Linked DNA regions of Homo sapiens: region 1 is linked to region 2. A link is a loop called in an ENCODE intact Hi-C map of the cell type or tissue named here. Cell type or tissue: MCF 10A. All regions are shown on one strand.

What was found. A loop is a pair of places that touch in the nucleus more often than their neighbours do. Peaks named below come from ENCODE experiments on the same cell type or tissue, not always from the same donor. Only the 100,000 strongest peaks of a DNase experiment are listed, where the experiment ranks them.
Region 1: a loop joins it to region 2, with 2.1 times the contacts of the local background. A loop is called at or near these places in 3 of 110 quality-filtered maps.

The regions. Positions count from the first base shown.
Region 1 is chr21:15,774,604-15,777,103 of GRCh38, forward strand. The region is part of intron 3 of USP25 (ubiquitin specific peptidase 25); the gene reads left to right. Among named protein-coding and RNA genes, the nearest start is that of USP25, 46 kb to the left of the region's middle. In MCF 10A, no CTCF peak of the experiment used is centred here; DNase peaks (open chromatin) are centred at 238 and 1,558.
Region 2 is chr21:15,825,389-15,827,888 of GRCh38, forward strand. It overlaps USP25 (ubiquitin specific peptidase 25), which reads left to right. Exons shown (of 26, transcript NM_001283041.3): 13 at 816-977; 14 at 1,589-1,815. Among named protein-coding and RNA genes, the nearest start is that of USP25, 97 kb to the left of the region's middle. In MCF 10A, a CTCF peak has its summit at 953; a DNase peak (open chromatin) is centred at 943.

The DNA of each region.
Region 1 (2,500 bases), 51 kb before region 2:
CTTGTAACTCATTTTACACTAGTTGTTAGCAACAGCATACTCTGGATATATCGCAGAAGTACTTTATGTGTACTTCTTATGTTAGAATTAAACATAAATCAAGGTTTGAGGTTTAATAAAATTAGGTTTAATCTTTTCGCCAAGAACATAATTCTAAAAGAAACTGGCTTGGCTTCTGTTTAAAACAGTGAGTGTGTATATTTGTGACTAATACAATGAATTATGCAACTTGGTGCTGCTGCCTTGATTTGTGCTAAGATGCAGCAGTTTTATTCAATATCGTTTTGCATCATTGGTGCAAATGTGGCTACAGTACAAAAGGCAAATAATATCTGAGTAGTATTATTTTTTTATTTAAGGACTTTCCTCCCTTTTTTCAAAGGGGCCCTGGGGACCCCAAGGATCAATGGACCATATTTGAAGAACTGCTAGTAAGGCAGAAAGACCACTGGATTTAAGAGTTAGAAGACTTAAATTTTGAAGCCTGTGCACCATTCTCGCGTCTTATGATGTGCTTCATTTCTCAGAATTTCAGTGATTTCATTTATAAAATATATTTGGGGAAAAAACATCTTGTTTTTTGCTTTTTTGTTGCTTGAATTACAATTGATGAATTAGGAAAAGCTGTAAGTGTAAGTTGTTGCTATTTTTAAATTAGTTTCGGCTATAGCCCATTTGTTTTACTTGTCAGTCATGATACAGTAAACATTCTAGAAATTTTCAAATAAGGAATTTAATACAGGGGATTAGGTTCTTTAAAAAATCACTGGAAGGACTGGAGGAAAGCTCTAGCTCAGACTTCTGAAATGACTCCCACATCATTGCAGGACTGACCAGTCAGGGAAGCGACCAGTCAGGGAAGCGGCTACTTCTGTCACAATTAGGAAAGCGGCCTCTTGGACTACTGAGTTCAAGAACATACTTCTATAGCTGCAGCCCAGGAAACAGGAAGCCAGGATTAGGTACTGCCTCTGAGCTATGCCTGGAAATTGGAATGCAAAGTCTAGTTGCCGCTTATATTCCATCTCTTGACATTCTTAAAGCTGGAAATTGGAGCCTGGAATACTGTGGAACAACTTAAATCTTTTCAATCAAGCTAGAGAAAACAGCCAAAGGCAACAGGATAATGGTTGCCACCCCCCCCCCCCCCCGCCCCCGCTGCACTCTGCCTTCCATGTCTCGTGTTAGTGCATTCTAATGGATGAGGCCTAAGTTTCATCCAAAACCCTAACTGCCAGTGAATAAGGAAGATAGTTTTTCTGTTTTTTTTTATGTTTAGTTTCTATAATTGAAGAAAGTAAACTTAAGAGAACGAGTTAATGGAATCTGACCGCTAATTAATCACACACCTAAACCCTGTTTTTCTGCTTCTCTGTGATTTTCAAATTTTTTCCACTTTTCATTATCCTTTCTCTACTTAGACCTAAGTTCTAGCCATTTTAATAACCAAGATAGCTTTCATTTTTATGAGGCATTCCATACCTTTTTAATCCTCACTGCTTCATCAGTGTTTATGAATGTTCAGTTCTGGGTTACACTCATCTTCAGCTGTGGTCTGGGTGGACTTGGATTTTGTAACCAGACTTGTAAAACCTTTGGCCTGCTGTTGCCTGTAAAGTGATTCACCATTTCAATTACTATGCTATATAAATCTTTCACATTTTACTTGCCTGTATTTTTGGGGGGCCCTACTTAATACACTTTTGTGAGGTTTTATTATACTCTCTAAAGACATTAAAAAAAACACCACCACTTCCTTCCATGATCAGGTATTCTTTCTCATATTTTAAATCTTCTTACAAGCTACTATTTGGAGAACGTGTGGATAAAAATAGAAGTAGACTCTGGAAAATATCAATATACATTACTTTTTTTCATTAAATATATAATATGCTTTTCTAGTATTTATGTAAAACCTTATAGCCATATGGTAAAATAAAGCCACCTTATCCTCCCCATCCTCTATCCTGTTTGTTTTTTTTTTCCTCTTCTAAAATTGTATGATTACAAAGAAAATATTTTTAACATGTCTAAAATACACCAACCTGGGCAAGACGCAAAACCTTGTATCTACAAAAAATTAAAAAGAAAATTAGCCAAGTGGTGCATGCCTGTAGTCCTAGCTACTCTGGAGGTTGGGGCGGGAGGATCACTGGAGCTCAGGAGTTTGAGATTGCAGTGAGCTGTGATCATGCCACTGCCCTCTAGCCTGGGTGACACAGTGAGACACTGTCTCTAAAAAATAAAATTTAAAATAAGCAAATAACTAAAATGAAGGCAAAACGTGTCCAAAATACAAATAAGCATAATCCCAACCATGCAAAGATAATAACAGATAGTTTCTCTTTCTGATCATATTATTTTGTAACCTGTTACCACTTCCCTACTTAGCAATATACCATGGTTTCTATCACTGTTGAAATGATAATGGGAGTATTTATCATTGGCATCATCTGGGTTAGGGAAATTGACCAATATATATTGGGAAATTGGATTAAAA
Region 2 (2,500 bases):
TGAGTTTTTCTCCTTAAAACAGGATACAAACTCAGCTGCCTACCAAGTCTTCTCAGCAGCTTCGTAAAGGAGGAAATTGTGTCAGGTGTAAGATGGTATGTGCCGGGAGCCTAGAGAGCAATCTGTGTGTACAGGGAATGAATGCCATTCCATACCAGTGGATGGTACCATGTATGAGTATGGCCTCACTGTTGTCTATTGATTTGGATCATTTCTAAAAGACGTCAGAATCTGGACTGAGAAATGTTCTACAGGCCAGACAGAAATCTAAAGGCTGAAATGTCACAAGTCATTTCAGTTTGCAAACCCCAATCTGCTCTGCATTCCCCTATTTTAGGAATTTTCAAATTAGTAGTCTAAAACTTCTTACATCAAATAGTATATTGTATTTTAATGATTTTTATTCTTAAAAAGTATGAATAATCATATTGAAACATGATTAGTGGTAAAAGATAGGAGGATAGTACACATCACTGTCTTGATCATGAGACCAGATGCCAGATCTAAAAATAAAAACAGTCTCAGGAGATGTCAGTTTTCATCTTCCTATTGAGTTACAATTTAGAACAGCATTTACAGATTATAACAGTATATACTCACATTCAGTCCCAATCGGCCTTGGTTTCCTGTCTTTGGGGAACTTTTAATGTTTTTCTTAAGTGTATATTCAGTTTTACCATCTTCGTTTTAAAGCAAATGAATTTTATTGCTGAGGAAGTTTTATTGAAGTATCGTATCACGTTTTATAATAATAATAAAGGCCCAAATATGCTGTATATAGAAATAAAAGCATTTGTACATTTTATGATTAACAGATATTTAAGCTATGGTTCCGGTCCCAAACGATTCCCCTTGGTAGATGTTCTTCAGTATGCATTGGAATTTGCCTCAAGTAAACCTGTTTGCACTTCTCCTGTTGACGATATTGACGCTAGTTCCCCACCTAGTGGTTCCATACCATCACAGACATTACCAAGGTAAAAAGTAATCCTGATGCAAGAGACAGTTGTTACCTTTATTACACAATAATGTAACTGCTGCCTTTAAAGACAGTTTCTATAAAATGTATGCTTTGATTTACTTCAGTGAACTCCTAAGAGTAGATTCACTTAGAAGACTGTATGTCCTCTGGGAGTTTTTTTATTATTTCAGTAGATTTTATGGTTATGGATTAAAATTTTAATCACATTTTTTTTCAGTTCAGAATTATACTTTAGCATGTTTTGGTATGTACATATATAAGATTCAGCATTTTATGATCCATAAAAATAGTACTATCAAATTAGAATTTGTTTCTGTAATGTAAGCTGATAAGCCAGGGAAAATAATATCACCATGCGTAAGATTTTCTTGTTTTTTAGAAATAAATATGATTAAGCTGTTTTAACTCTAAAGCTACAACTTCATCTTATAATAATTTAGTTCTTATGTATTAAAAATCTCATTTGGATGTTAGATCAATCCACATATTTCTTTAAGATTTTTTCTTTTGAATTACAAGCCAATTTAATACTGTGGGTTTGGCACGATCTTTGTCAAGAGTTTCAGCTTGAAAGGTTAATAAGAAATACTCTATGCTTTGATACAGCACAACAGAACAACAGGGAGCCCTATCTTCAGAACTGCCAAGCACATCACCTTCATCAGTTGCTGCCATTTCATCGAGATCAGTAATACACAAACCATTTACTCAGTCCCGGATACCTCCAGATTTGCCCATGCATCCGGCACCAAGGCACATAACGGAGGAAGAACTTTCTGTGCTGGAAAGTTGTTTACATCGCTGGAGGACAGAAATAGAAAATGACACCAGAGGTAAGAAGTGTCTCATAGCATGGTTACTGTCACCTCAGATGGATATGTGTAATGTTAATATTGAGAAGGGAAATCACGTCTGGATTTTATATTTAAATATTATAGTCATTTTTCTTTTCCAGAAAGGGTTTTAAGATAAACTAGTTTGGCTCCCCATTTTTATAATCTCAATATCAGGTTCACAGGGACCAAAAGATTTTCCCTGGATTGCTTAGCTGATTAATGACATAGCAGATGGCCTGATTTTCTAGTTTGCTGCTCTAAATTTATATCAAACTGGTATTCACAGTTACTCCATTGGAGAAATGTCATACAATATCAATGTTTGTACATATCAATTAGGTACTAAATCTAAGTTTGCACAGGGAGTTCCGGTGATTAAAAAATTTTCTTTGGGCTTAAGAATTAGAAATGTGAATTTTAATTTTTAATAGCTCTAACAGATTTATGAGTATCTATGATCCCATTACTAGTCTGTAACAGAGTTTTTACTGGCATGCAGCAAAATAAGAAAAATAAGGACAGTGCTCTGGGTGGGGTGTGTGCACTTGTGTGCGTGTGCGTGTGTGTGTGTGTGTGTGTGTGTGTGTGTGTGTGTGTGTCAAGTTGCCATCTGTCCTTTCTTGGAAGGAACTCTCTTTTATTCTTTTCTATTCTATTTTTTCTTTTTTTTCAGAATAAGTTA